Regions from separate parts of the Homo sapiens genome. Here all the other regions are linked to region 2. Evidence: chromatin contacts called from ENCODE Hi-C or POLR2A ChIA-PET data. All regions are on one chromosome and are shown on one strand. Each heading gives the region's core, a stretch centred on a gene start or an enhancer-like site at or near the end of the contact. The rest is flanking DNA. Distances are from core to core; before and after follow the strand shown.

Region 1 (2,700 bases), core at 190-2,689, 1.1 Mb after region 2:
TCAGAGGGCCGACCTGTGGTTTTGGGGGCAACTCCTCCTGGCATCCGAGGCTCTTTAAAACAATCTGCAGCCACACTGTCTCCCAGCTCCGTCTCCCACAGGGCTGTTTGCCCTCTTCTCGCTCCCTCGGGCCTCTTCATGCTTATTTTGTGTTCCAAGACTTTGTCAGCATGCCCCACTTCCTCCCCCCCAACCCCAAGAGTGCCTCTTCCCTCTGTCCACCCAAGCCTGACCCTTGCTTCAGGGTCTAGTCCCTAGAAAGTCCCCCACCTTTACCTCCTCCCTACGCTGGAGTCTCTGGTCTCGCCCTCATCACTGTATCCCCATTCTGTTCCCCGGTCTCACCCTCATCACTGCATCCCCATTCTGTTCCCCCGCCACCCTGCACTCTCCCACCCCTGTCATGCCTGAGCACGCTGTCCTCTCCTGTGGCTCAGAGCAGGTCATCTCCCTGCTTTTCGTTAACAGTGATGTAACAGCCCTTGCTTAACGGAGGGCTCCTCACGTGCCAGCTACTGCATACTAAGCACTTTAAACGTATTAACTCATTTCCTCCCCTCCCCACAAAAACTTAAGAAGTCGGTGCCATTATATATCACCTATTTTACCAAATGGGGAAACTAAAGCACAGAGAGGTTAAGTAACTTGCCCAAGGTCACAGAGCTGCTGACAACTTCTTTATTGCCTCCAGGCTGAACATAAACTCCAAGAAAGTCCCATGAGGCTCTTTGGATCTCTTTTGCCCCTGTTGTTTGCAGGAACCCATCTCCCACCACTCTCCCCCACCCACACTGCAAGCGGCAGCCGCCTGAGCTATATTTAGATCCCAGAAGCCACCAAGCTCCCTCCGCACTCCCCGCCCTTGTGCATGCTGTTCCCTCTGCCTGGTCCCGGCTCTGTGAGGTGTGAGGTCTCCCCGTTAGCCCTAGTTTTCTTTCTGCCTCCTGGGAACCGTGTCCACCACCTCTCCACTTTGATCAATTATTTCCTTGCCGTTGTCTGTCGGCCTGTCAGCCTACCCCCACCCGACCGAGAACGCCTTGACGGTAGTGAAATGGTCTTGCCAATAGACTCCAGAGCAGGCTCCGCCACGATGTCAGCGCCAGGAAATGTTGGTGAATGAATGAATGAAGGCTTTCTGCTGCGAATCAGGCCCACTCTCCACAAACAGACCTGAGGAGAGGGGCCCAGGCCCGGCCCCCAGCGCTTCTGCAGCGGGAAAGCTGCGTCCAGAGAAGGCTGGGAGGTTGCTCCCAGGCCGGCTGAGGAGAGACCCTCGGAGCCTTCAACGCAGCCAGGCGGCAAGTGGGGGCAGGGCGTGGGCGCGGACACACCCCCCGCAGTGCCCCCGGCGCCCGGCAGGGGGCGCCGCCCCGCCGGCCCACGCCCCGCCGCGCGCCGGGCAGGCCCCCTCGCGCAGGCGCGCTGCCGCGGGCGGAGGATCCGGGCCGCGCTTCCTCTCGCCAGGCCTGCGAGCTTCCTCCCAGCGGAGCCCTGGGCGAGCCGAGGTTGGCCGCCGCCGCCGCCGAGCCCGCTGCCGCCCTCCCGCTCCTGCCCCACCCGCGCCTTGCCCGGGGGCTTCTGCCGGGGTGGGGTCCGAGCCGGGCGACCGCCCGGCTGCGCCGCCGTCGGGGCCGTAACCCGGCCCGCCGTCCCTCCCGCCCCAGCCAGCCTCTGGCCGCCGGAGCCCGCGGGGCGTGGAGCGCGAGGAGCCCCGCGGCCCCGATCGAGCGTCCGGGGCGGCCCCCGGCAGCCAGCGCGACGTTCCAAAATCGAACCTCAGTGGCGGCGCTCGGAAGCGGAACTCTGCCGGGGCCGCGCCGGCTACATTGTTTCCTCCCCCCGACTCCCTCCCGCCCCCTTCCCCCGCCTTTCTTCCCTCCGCGACCCGGGCCGTGCGTCCGTCCCCCTGCCTCTGCCTGGCGGTCCCTCCTCCCCTCTCCTTGCACCCATACCTCTTTGTACCGCACCCCCTGGGGACCCCTGCGCCCCTCCCCTCCCCCCTGACCGCATGGACCGTCCCGCAGGCCGCTGATGCCGCCCGCGGCGAGGTGGCCCGGACCGCAGTGCCCCAAGAGAGGTGAGTGCCTGGCCGTCCCGGAGTGTCCCCTGGAGGGAAGAGGGTGGAGGTCGCGCGTCTAGTCTCTGTTGCTGCCACTGTCGCGTCCACTCCCATTCCCCTCTTCTCCCACTTCTCCCTTCTCTCCTTTACTCCCTTGCACGGGTTCGAATTCTCCCAGGAGCCACTGTCAGAACCCAAATTGGAAGGGAGTGCATGAGGGAGGTACTGCCCTGCAGCTCCACGGACTCGTCTTCTCGGGTCATCCCGAGTCCCCCCCTCTGTGGAGCTCAGAGTAGGAGGTGGCTGGAGTCTGGAGGAAGAGGATCCGTATGGGCCAGGTCCCTAGAGAGAGTGCTGGACTCCCCTGCCCTTCCCTGTACAGGGCCTCCCCGCAGGTGCCCTGGCTTGCTTGGTTCTGACCCCTCCCTCATTACCCCACCATGACCCTGCGGGCTGCAAGCAAGCCCAGGGCCCAGCCACCTCGGGTGAGCAGTTAGAAGCCCAGGTCCTAGGACTGAGCCTGTCACCCTTGGCCTCTCAGAAGACCAGGCCTAAGCCAAGGGATCTTTGGGTGGGAAACTGGGCAGGCCTTCTGCCCGGGGGGAGGTAACGGAGCATTAGCACCATGCCCCCACCTT
Region 2 (2,700 bases), core at 118-2,617:
AAACTTTTAAATCTCAAAAATCCACTTCCCCATCTCCCTGTCGCCAGTCACTGCCCTCAATCCCACCACTGCAATTAGTTGCAGCTATGTGTCCCTGTTTTCCCAAAGGCCCGACCAATATCATACAGCATTTGCCACATCCCAACTCCTCCCTTCCCTAATTTATCCTCCACACTGCAAACCAACATTACACCCCCGACTTCCTGCATTTTACTCCCTTCCCTTATTTTTCGTCTTCCCCCACCCCCATCTCTATACCCAGGCCTCCTTACTTCTCTAATAAATATTCCCCCACCTCAGTTCCAACCCTTTCCCTCCATCCTCTGCTCATTTTCCTCTCCTTATTTAGAAACTCCTTTTTGCTCTCCCAACCACTACCCTAGAATGCCCAGCACTCCACCCTCTTTAGCAAACCCAGCCCTCTTCCCCCAGCTCATTTGGAGACACTGCTGCTTCTCTCTCCAGGTCCCCTACTGCAGTCAACCCACTCCCTCATCTTCCCACCCACCTTCCCTCTATCCCTAGATCCAAGGTTCCCTGATTCTTTACCCCCTCCTTTGGTCTCTAGTACTCAGCTCACCATTAGTGTTCCTCAGGACTCTCTTCCCCCCAATTTCCCCCTTATTTTTAAGGATGTCACCAGTCCTACGGGGCCTCAGTAGAATCCTGGACGACCCCAGCTCCCGGGGGGCCTGACGGACACCACCATCCCCGTCGCCCGGAACACAAACGCCGGTCTTGTGCCACCCTCCCTAAGAGCTGCGCCCCCTCCTCATCCGCCCCCGCTACTCCAGCTCCCCACGTCGGCTTCCTCCGTGTCCCCTCGCCGACCCGGCACGACGAGCCCCACGACGTGGAGCCTCCGAGTGGGCAACACCTCGGGCTCACCCCGGACGCCCCCGCCGCTCGGATAGGAGCCTCCGGTCCTCACACCCGCGCCTCCTCAAACCCGCAGCCGGTACCTCCTCTCGGACCCGCAGCCCCTCAGACGCCCACTCGGCCCCCTTCCCCGAGCTCCAGCGTCTCCTCAGGCCAGAGCCGGGCCCCCTCCGGCCCCGGCGCCCCTCAACCCCCGCCCGGCCCGCCCCCGGCGCCCCGCTTACCGTTCTGAGCGGCGCCTGGCCCTGGGAGGAGGGAGCCAGAGACCAGCAACAGCGAGAGGGCCAGGGCGCTGGGCAGCGACGAACCCGACATCCTCCCTAGCAGAAGACCCAACAGCGAATGGGCCGGGGCCAGAGCCGGGGCCGGGGAAGGGAGGGGAGGGAGGGAGGGGGCGGGCGAGTGCGCGAGGGAGTGAGCGAGGGAGGCAGCCGCGGCTCGGCTCCGTCCTTCCCCGTCCTCCTCCTGCCGCCGCAGCGCCCAGGCCTCGCGAGACCTTCGCTCCGGGTCGTGGGCGGCTGAGGAGCGACCGCCGCAAGGATCGCGAGAAGAGGCGGCTCCGACGGAGACTCCCGCCCCGCGGACTCGGTGGCCCCGCCCCTGCAGAGGCTGATTGGCCTAGCGCGAGGTAGGTCACGTGCCGAGGGCGCCTCTGGCCATGTGACGGGGCGAGGCGGGACTCCGCTAGCTCTCTGGGCAGTGGGGAGCTGGGAAGTCCTTCAGTTTACTCCTCTGTGGCCCGGGAGCACCCATAAATAAGAGGAAGCTTTGGAACACAGTACATTTCCTCCACCCATCCTGCCTTTCATTTGTTAGCGCTCTTGGCTACAGAGTTTCATACACCGTGCCTCCTTTCCTCCTTCCTCTCTTTGTCCCCGTCCTGCTGTTTCTTCCTTCTGGACTTTGAACATAGACCTCTACTGGTAACTGGCTCCAACCTCCTTCTCTCATCTGCTGTTTTTTCCTTCCAGGAAAAGTGGTGCGCCCCCTGTGCCCCCGTTACCTTGTGCTTTCCTGCCTGGACATCTGCTCCCTTTGCCTGAAATGTCCTCCTTTGCCGCCTCTGCCTACTCCCCCTCCCACCCCACATCTGGGCCTTATTTTAGCTTCATAGACTCTCAGGGCCTGAAGTTCAGCTAGCCTAATTGCATGTTCATTGACACAATTCTACAAGGAAGTCGTGTATGAACTTACATGAAGACTCCTAAGAAGCGTCTTAATGCGGAAAACATTTATTGAGAACGTGCTGTGTGCCAGGCACATAGTGAAACCCACATGAAAAGGTAGTCCCCGTCCTCATGGAGTGCACTGCCTAGGCTAGCAGAGGAGTGAGGAAGGGTCAAATGGCCCCATAGGAAAGGATCTAGCAAAGCACTCTGGAGGGTGATTGGCAGTGTGGTTACTACTGTTTGCATAGAAGTTTGGGAAATGCTCTTTTTAGGGGTATTTTTTGTACTACCCTCAGGGCTTGTGGTTGGCAAAGGAATTTCTATGGCTTAGCTCATCCCTGACTCACAGCAGACGTCCTGGGAGTGTCTGTGGAAACTCTGAGGGGCCAAGTAAACAGTCCTGGTGGCCTGACTTGATTTAAAGAGAGGGTTTGGAGGACCTGGAAGAAGGAGACCCTCGCAATCTCTATCAAGCTAAAGTGGTCTGGAACTTTCAACAGGAACTGAACAGCTGGTGGTTCCAGACCAAAATTTCTAGCAAAGGCCAGGACCACTATGGCATGTTGTTGATTGAAGTGAAAACTATGTCCTTCAAAACCTCAGGTGTGTGAGTGACAAAAAGATTGGCATGTACCTTCATCTGGACAAAGGC
Region 3 (2,700 bases), core at 160-2,659, 1.5 Mb before region 2:
CCCTCAGGATTTCATGGCAAAGCCCTTTCAACCAAAGAAAGGATCGCGACTAAGGAGAAAGATAACAAGGTTTGCTTGAGGAGAGGTCTGTTGAGAGAGGCTACAGTCGGTGGTGGGAGAGAAGCCAAAGTCTGTGACGGTGTCTAGAGGGACTGACACCACATCTACCGGGAGTAAGAACACCATGACAGCGGCTATCTGAAAGCCGTGATGGCTAGGGTTAGTGCTAGTCGGCTTGGTGATGAGCGAGCTGGGAGGGGTTCTACTAAGAAGAGTAGGGCGAGGGGCACATGGGGGACGCAATGGGTTAGGGGGCGGTCGAGACTTTGCCTGAGAACTGTAATCACGTCAGCCCAAGGGAGGATGTAACGTAGTCTAGAAGCTCCATTAAGAGTCCTAAGGGACTCTGAGGGGTACTAATGGGGTCTGCTGGGTTGGGGGGACCGTGACAGAATCTCCGGGGAGGCTGGAGGGCCGGAATGGTGCCCGGCCAATGGAAGATACAGGGGGTGGGGTCTACTGGGGATCCGGGGCCGTGATCTGGTGTTTGGGAGGCTCGGCGCAGACCCGCTCGCGGGGCGTCTCCGCTGGGACGGGGCGGGGCGGCCCGACCGGAGCCAAATAGCGAGGCTGAGACGTGGGCCAGGACGGGCTGCAGGGCCGCTGGGCGCTTGGGCGGGTCTTACCTCGGGCTCCGCCGCGGTGGCCACCGCAGCCCCCTCCTCTTCGACGGAAGCTGCCTTCCACCCTCCGCCCCAGGGTAGGACCGGAGATGGCAGAAGAGGCCGAGGCCACCGAGGGTCGGACGGTTCCGGGAGGGTGGGCCCAGCAGCCTCAGGGTCCGGGCGAGCGGCCGCGGCGCATCCCCCGCCCTGTCAGAGAGACTCCGCCCGGCCTGAGCAGGCACATCCCCCGCCGCACCCCGCCCAGAGAGCACGCGTTGGACCGCCGCCTCAACCGCTGCCAGCGGCCGCCTCTGCCGGTGCAACTACTGCCTCCGCCGCCGCCTCTCGCAGTCCGGGCTGTCCTGTACTCTCTCAACAGACACAGCCAACCGCCGCCGCGTCCCTTATCCGCTTCGGTCGCGCGCCCCCGACCCCGCGCACGCGGCCCCGCCCCGCGCGACTCCCCGGCTGCAGGCGAGCAGGCGCGCGCGCACTTACCTCCCACGCCCCCTACTGCCAGCACGGGTCGGCCCCGCCCTGTCCCGCCCCCGCACGTGACGCCACTGGAGAGTACAGCGTGCGCTTGCGCAGACACGCCCCCTTTCCTACGCCCCAGGCGGCCCCGCCCAAATTTTTTCTTCTTCACCTTACGGCAGAGCAGGGAACTCAGCTTTAGATTCTCCCTGTACTGGAAAGGGATGTCGCAAGGTTGGGGACGAAACCTCTGAGTTTGCGACCGTAGCTGTCGCTTTCCGGCCAACACAGAGGTGCCTGAAGGCTGGTTGGGGTGGTGAGGCCCGAGGCAGGTAAGAAGCCTCCTCCCCACTTCGGTTTGTCTCGGCAGTGGATCGCTCTCCCACCCACTCAGATTCTGGCGTATCCGTGCTCCCTCCCGATTCTGGACCTGGATTCTCAGCGCCGCCGGTCATAGCCCCCGCCCCTTTTCAAACACGCACGCTCTCTCCACCCACTGCCCCCTCCATTGTCCCCGCCCCGACCTCCGTTTCCATTCATTTCTCAGACTTTTCACTGAGTGGTTTCCATGCCTTGGGTTCCAGAATGTCAGAGGCGAATTAAGTGGTGTCAGCTTTTTGAAGTGCTTTTGTATAGGAGACCGTGAGAGAATCCGCAGTGGTAGTACAATAAAGTGACAATAGAGAAAAATGCACGGGATGCTGTCTGCGCACAGAAGAGGGGTCCCAGGTTGTGTAGGAGGATAACGTGAGGAAGCCCTTTCCAGGGTGACTTTTGGGTCACTTTTAGAGGACTGTGTTAAAAGACTAGTAATCCAGTACCTGGTCAAAGAAATACGAAAGGAGGTAAAAGCAGAATAACGGGCGCAAGAGCATGTGACAGTGGTGGTCTGAAAGAGAAAAAAGAAGTAAAATAAACCTGATGGAAACCGTACTAGTGTAGACTTCCCTTTAAAGAAGCATCGTTATAAAGTTAGAGAAATGAGGAACGAGAATATGGCCCTCAGGAATGTTTTCTGTTTAGGTAGAAGACTCAAAAGCGTACCATGAAACCGAGAAGTGGCCTCTTCGAGGGTGAGGGAGGCTAATTTATAAGATCAAGATCACTAGTGGAACGCAACCTTGTATGTGCATTTGAATCACCTGGGAAACTTTTTGTTAAATAAAACCAATACTGTTGCCCCACTCTAGACCAATTAAATTCTGGGTTGTGCCAGGTGTCATTACTGTTTTAAAGCTCCACAGGTGACTCTAATGCTAAAGATTGAGACTCACTAAACTAGAGAGAAGGAAGTTGAGACAGTTGGCTCTGTAACATTAAGATGGAGGTCATTTAGCCGGGCGCGGTGGCTCACGCCTGTAATCCCAGCACTTTGGGAGGCCGAGGCGGGTGGATCACGAGGTCAAGAGATCGAGACCATCCAGGCCAACATGGTGAAACCTCGTCTCTACTAAATATACAAAAAATTAGCCGGGCGTGGTAGCAGGCGCCTGTAGTCCCAGCTACTCGGGAGGCCAAGGCAGGAGAATGGCATGAACCCGGAAGGCGGAGCTTGCAGTGA
Region 4 (2,700 bases), core at 4-2,503, 1.3 Mb before region 2:
CAATCCCCAGCCCCCACTCATCACATCCACTAGACCTGAACTTTGAACTCAATCATAATTCTTTGTGCCTCTGCTCAAGCCCTTCTTCCTGCCTGGAATACCCTCTTTTCAGTCCCGGCTAATTACATCTACCATCCCATTCCAAGTGGCCGCTGGAAACTCACTTCCTTATGTTCTATGATTTCTTTCACAATTTACACTTTTTTTGTTTTGTTTTGTTTTGTTTGGGGGGGGGGGTTGTTTTTCTGAGAGGGAGTCTTGCTCTGTTGCCCAGGCTGGAGTGCAGTGGCGCGATCTCAGCTCACCACAACCTCCACCTCATGGGTTCAACCGATTCTCCTGCCTCAGCATCCCGAGTAGCTGGGACTACAGGCGCGCGCCGCCACGCCTGGCTAATTTTTTGTGTTTTTGGTAGAGACGGGGTTTCACTATGTTGGCCGGGCTGGTCTCGAACTCCTGACCTCGTGATCCGCCCGCCAAACATTCTATGTGCCAGAAACTTGTATGTAACTTTGCATAGTTCTTGTATTATGTCTCCCCAATTTTGAGTGTTTTCTCTGGTCTCTACTCAGCCCTTGCTCACAGTCTCACTAGGACCCTGGCTAGCTTGAACACGGTCAGAAGGATCACCTTAGATTTCTGCTGGCACAGTATTTTCCATAAATTAATCTCCTGATTGAACCGTAGTCCTATAGTAGTTATCTTTGGATGAAAACCTAATGCAGCTCGAGGAGGAAGTGGAGTGCCTGTGATCAGAGGGCTGGACAAAAGCCCATAGGGCGTCTCTGGAGCCCTGGGGGAACTGTCCCCAGGCAGGCACTCTCAGGGCCCAGGAACAGGGCGGGACAAGTCCGACTCACCTGTGAGGTAAGGACGGGGCCAAGACCCGGAACCGAAAAGCAGGTCACGATAGCGCTGGAAGGCCTCGTCGAGGACTGAGCAGCCGGGCTGCGCGGCCGAGCTGACATCGTACTGGAATTGAAAGTTGTTCGGGTAAAGGACGTAGCGCTGGTCGGAGGTTTGGAAGTTCTGAGGCCAGGGCCAGAGGGCCGTCGCCCGTCCTGCGAACGCTGCCGCCAGCAGCAGCGAAAACCAAAGCCTGGAGCTTGTCATGGCCCGCTGGTCTCCCCTCTCGGAGGGGGCTGGCCACGTGAGACCCTGGTCAGGTGAGCGGCGCCCCCGTGACTTATCGGCGAATCACGTGACCAGAGGCGGCTCTGCGCCTGCGACCCCAGGAGGACCCACACCCTGCCCTTTCACTTCCGGCCTGGACCTGAGGCTCCTGCTACGTGCAGCGGATTGTGCCGGGCGTCGGCAACTGCTCGGCTCGCCAGACTGTTCACGGGCCCAGTAGAGCAGTAAATAACCGGCCACCCCTGCGGCCGTGCCGGCCGTGATGGAACTAGACAGCTCACCCGACTCGAGAAGAACGGGGTGGGGAGGCGAGGACGCAGGGCGACCTGGAGAAGAAAGTTTCCCAGATGGCTCTAGGGTGAATCTTGAATGTTGTGATGCAGCTCGCCAGGCCTACGGGGAGGTAAAGGACTTGCCAGGCTGAAGTAACTTCAGAAGCAGAAAAACGGAGGATTAAAACCACAAGTCGTTGTGATGTGAAATTTCGTGGGGCAAGAAAGGGCCGGAAGTAGGTAGTCTGCACGGCTCTGCTAGAGAGAGGATCACAAGATCACACAAATGTGATCTACTTATGACTGGAAAAAATGTGTACTTTCAGAGCCAGCTTGAGGCATTCCATTGCCTCCAATATGAGCTCTTCCCTTCAAGATTGACTATAAATCTCTTAGTTACAACTCACATCCCCTTTCCCCAGACAAAACCCCACATAGCCCGGTGTGTATTTACTGAAAGCAGTAAGATATTGCTGGGGCTTTGGGTGCAAGATGGAGAGTGCTCAGAGATAATGACAGGGGCCTGGTCCTGCAGGGCCTTACGTAGAAAGTCAAGGAATTTATTCTCTGAGCAATTGAAAATCATCCCGAAAGATCTGCATTTTAGAAATACCATGTTGAGTAGTTGCATAAGAAACCAGTTAGGAGGCCCCTTTTTATTGGAGGTAGAGAATAATGAGAGACTGAACTACAGAAGTGGGGAAGGAAGACAGCTGTAGATCCAAGAAATAGTATCCGGAAGAGAGGCTTGAGAAGTGATCAAGGAGAATTCCACAGTTATCAGAGACCCTGTCTTCCTTGTTCACCACTATATTACCAGAACATAATACAAATAATGCTATTGTTATTGGGTGGCATTATTTGGTTAGTAGGTACTTTTTAAAATTTTTAAATTTAATTTTAGTATTAAAATACATGTAAAGATCAGGAAAATGAACTTTTAAAAATAAAGGGCTTTCACTGGGCATGATAACACATCCCTGTAGTCCCAGCTACTCCCAGCTATTCAGGAGGCTGAGGCGGCAGGATCACTTGAACCAAGGAGTTCAAGTTTAGCCTGGGCAGTATAGTGAAACCCTTTCTCAAAAACAAATAAAGGGCTACTGAAATAATGATAATTTATATTCAGGTCGTAGGTACCTAATTACTAGTTACACATACATGGCTTTGATGGGAAATCAAAGAAACATTCTGACAATACAGAGATTCATCAAGCAATTTGTCTTTGAAAGTTGATTATTCAAAAACAGAGCTTGTAGCAAAAGAAGCAGAAATTAGATCCCACAGTCATCAA
Region 5 (2,700 bases), core at 71-2,570, 1.4 Mb before region 2:
CCACAATCAGGACGCATTTGTTAAAAAATGTGCCGGATAATTAAAAAAAAAAAAAAGAAAGAAAAAAGAAAGGAAAAGAAAGAAACGTGCCGGAGAGGCGCGGAACGGGCGAGGGCCAGGAGGCCCCAGCAAAGCCTGCAGAGGTTTATCCCGCCCGTTACGAGGCCCAAGGCCATCGCCCGGTGAAGCGGGGTGGGCCCTGGGCGCGGCCGCTACGTGCAGCCCGGCCGCGGCGAGATGGAGCGTGGTCCCTGGCGGCCACCCGGCAAGGGCCGGTCGAGCTCTCGGGCCCCGAGCCATTCCCAGGCCCTCGCAGGCCGCCCATCTAATCCCGGCCACAGGGGACGGCACCGCGCCGCAGGGGCAACCGCCCTGCCTCCCGGCAGCGGGGCAGGCCAACGTTACGTAAGTCTCCAGCTGCCCCCGGGCCGCCGCATCCCGCCCGCCGCGCGGGGCACCCAGCCCAGCCCTCCGCCCGCCCGCCCCGGACACGGGGCCTCAGCACCGCCCGAGCCTGCTGGGAGCTGGGAGGCGGTGATGGAAAAGGGGGGTGGGACCGCGCTCGGAGACCGGAGCAAGTGGGCGGGCGCGACCAGAGCAGAGAGGGAGGGAGGGAGCGGACACGCCAGGCGAGGAAGGGGATGCGGGGGAGCGGACGTGACCAGCAAGCAGGGGGAGGGGCGGCGAGAGGGAACTGGGGCGCGGGAAGGGCGGTCGCGCATGAATGGAGAATGGACGCGGGAGGGGAACCAGAACGCAGTTTCAATGAGTTACACAGAAAGCATTAGAATCAGGGGACACGCACAGCTTGAAGAGGAGGGGGTGGAAGGACCAGACTTAAGGAGGAAGAGGGGAAAACGAGCACGGAACAGGCGGCGCGGAGAAAGGGGAAGCAAGGGTGGAATCAATCACGAGGGACCGAGAGAAGGCAGGCGAGGATGGAGGCGCATTGAGGATTGGGGCAGGAGGAAGAGGATGGGACCAGAATGAGGGGGTAGGGCTGGGGCGGGAAAGGAGCCGGCGGACCCGCCTGATCTGGAAGGAACGGCGCTGGGGACTTCTGAAGAGCAGGCCCCAGGCGTGAGGAGCCGTTCTCCTCTCTCTGAGCTCCACTGCATCCCAGACGCCCTGGATCCTGCGCCGCCCTGCCTGCGTGCCCGGGGCCGGCCGGCGCGCCGGGATTCCGCACTAGCCGGGCGACTGGCCCTTGGTGGGGACTGATGGCGTAGCCTCCTGCACCGCTCACCTCCGGCGCTGACCGACTCGGGCTACGCTGCAAAGACGAAGAGATCCGGAGCCACGGCGCGTGCAGCTGCTGTGCAAGGAGCCACTGCCTCAGCCTCAAGGTTATCCCGCTGCGGGCCGCCGCAATCCCTCCGCCGCCCCGCCCTCTGCCCAATCCCGGCTCCGGGCGACCCGGGCCCCGCCCCCTGCGTCCCCGCGGGCGCAGTCACCTTCAGGAGGAAGCGCGGCGGCGGCGGCGGAACGCGCGGGCAGGTTGCCCTTTCGGTGGGACTAAATTCTGCGGCGGAAGGACACAGATTCAGAGTCACATTTTAAGAAACCTGATGACCAATGGGGACGCGGCGGGGCAACGGGGCCCGCCCCCGGAGCGACTTTCCTCCCAGACCCCCGGGCGCCGGGCCACCTGTTGCCGCCAAGTTGGGCTGCCAGATGGGGTGTCTTTTCTTGGCTCTCGGCCCAGGCCACCCCAGCTGTCCCGGCCTACCTGGGCAGGGCCCAGATTTATGGGTTCCGGGGCAGCATTCTCCCGGCCCCGCCCTGCCACTCCCCACTCCTCCGGGTGTCTGCTCTGGCGCACCCTCGGAGACTGAGCTGAACGGAAAGTTGGGGAGAGCTGCAGACTTGTGCGTGGTTGGAGGTCCTGGCCGCCTTCGGAGGGGCTCTGGCACTGGAGCGGCAGTAGGGAGAACTAGGGACTGCGAAGTGGGCCTGGAGCGGGAGCGCGAGGCCGTTTTCCTCTTAGGACCATTCATTGTGTTAGGACCGCGGAACAAGGAAGGACCGGTTGGGGCCATGTGAATAATTTAGTAGGGTCTGGAATCCTGCAGAGCGAATGCCTCAGAGTAGAAAGTAAATAGACGGTGTTGATATTAGCGCAGAGCTGGGCATCTGGAAATATCAAGTCAGAACATTAGGGCCGATAACCTATGCAGGAGTCAGCATTTCTGTTTTCACCTTTGTCGTGTTTAAGTCAGTATTGTTGGAACTTTTCTTACATTTTTCTACAAGACATTTTCTGATTTCCCAGTTGTTAGCCAGCAACTAATGATGCGAGCAGTTATCAATTAAACAGCTGTTAACTCTTGCCTTCATTCACAGATACAATGTTGCGCATTCAAAATGTGAAGACCGTTCTCTTAGGTTCTTTTTTTATTTTCCTGGCAAAAGAGACCAAATGGGTGTGACCTGCTCAGGCATACCCGCTGCCTGCAGCTGAATCACAGGCCTTCATTCGCTTCCTGTTAGCTCAGATAAGCTGGGAGGAGACAGTGACAGCCTAAAAGTAAATTTCTGTTTGAAGTGAGATAAAAATCTTTCACTTTCTTCTGTAAGTCTTTCCTGGTCCCTTTAGTTGTTGTTGGGAAGGAAATGCTTGATTATTAAGGTGGTGAAAGAACATGAAGTTGTTGAGAAGGAAAAAAGACATGCCCCCCTAGGGAGGGTTAGATTCCTCTC

What was found. A loop is a pair of places that touch in the nucleus more often than their neighbours do. ChIA-PET counts read pairs that join two places held with the same protein, here RNA polymerase II (POLR2A). Pooled maps may share reads with other maps.
Region 1: a loop to region 2 is called in a map with no recorded cell type, with 3 times the contacts of the local background. The contact joins the promoter of CSK here to the promoter of NPTN in region 2. A Hi-C loop is called at or near these places in 1 of 37 single-sample maps with no recorded cell type and 6 of 50 pooled maps. POLR2A ChIA-PET finds 5 or more read pairs at or near these places in 1 of 52 experiments (activated CD4-positive, alpha-beta T cell).
Region 3: a loop to region 2 is called in a map of CD8-positive, alpha-beta T cell, with 27 times the contacts of the local background. The contact joins the promoter of SENP8 here to the promoter of NPTN in region 2. A Hi-C loop is called at or near these places in 5 of 168 maps with a recorded cell type or tissue (B cell, CD14-positive monocyte, CD4-positive, alpha-beta T cell and 1 more), 1 of 37 single-sample maps with no recorded cell type and 16 of 50 pooled maps.
Region 4: a loop to region 2 is called in a map of B cell, with 8 times the contacts of the local background. The contact joins the promoter of HEXA-AS1 here to the promoter of NPTN in region 2. A Hi-C loop is called at or near these places in 4 of 168 maps with a recorded cell type or tissue (B cell, CD4-positive, alpha-beta T cell, ascending aorta and 1 more), 1 of 37 single-sample maps with no recorded cell type and 9 of 50 pooled maps.
Region 5: a loop to region 2 is called in a map with no recorded cell type, with 17 times the contacts of the local background. The contact joins the promoter of PKM here to the promoter of NPTN in region 2. A Hi-C loop is called at or near these places in 4 of 37 single-sample maps with no recorded cell type and 13 of 50 pooled maps. POLR2A ChIA-PET finds 5 or more read pairs at or near these places in 2 of 52 experiments (B cell and BJ).

What each region holds. Positions count from the first base shown.
Region 1 is chr15:74,780,641-74,783,340 of GRCh38, forward strand. It overlaps CSK (C-terminal Src kinase), which reads left to right and starts at 1,440. Exons shown (of 13, transcript NM_004383.3): 1 at 1,440-2,080. RefSeq lists enhancers at 890-1,009, 1,030-1,099, 2,142-2,700 and silencers at 1,320-1,539, 1,650-1,909.
Region 2 is chr15:73,632,022-73,634,721 of GRCh38, forward strand. NPTN (neuroplastin) reads right to left here and starts at 1,368. Exons shown (of 9, transcript NM_012428.4): 1 at 1,104-1,368. The coding sequence starts at 1,194. RefSeq lists silencers at 885-1,144, 1,225-1,524.
Region 3 is chr15:72,116,994-72,119,693 of GRCh38, forward strand. SENP8 (SUMO peptidase family member, NEDD8 specific) reads left to right here and starts at 1,410. Exons shown (of 2, transcript NM_145204.4): 1 at 1,410-1,471. MYO9A (myosin IXA) reads right to left here and starts at 1,157. Exons shown (of 42, transcript NM_006901.4): 1 at 687-1,157. RefSeq lists an enhancer at 99-308 and a silencer at 509-1,278.
Region 4 is chr15:72,374,860-72,377,559 of GRCh38, forward strand. HEXA-AS1 (HEXA antisense RNA 1) reads left to right here and starts at 1,254. Exons shown (of 1, transcript NR_027262.1): 1 at 1,254-2,700. HEXA (hexosaminidase subunit alpha) reads right to left here and starts at 1,155. Exons shown (of 14, transcript NM_000520.6): 1 at 861-1,155. The coding sequence starts at 1,113. RefSeq lists enhancers at 391-946, 947-1,503, 1,395-1,534, 1,865-1,914.
Region 5 is chr15:72,229,870-72,232,569 of GRCh38, forward strand. It overlaps PKM (pyruvate kinase M1/2), which reads right to left and starts at 1,321. Exons shown (of 11, transcript NM_002654.6): 1 at 1,247-1,321. RefSeq lists silencers at 193-702, 1,263-1,762.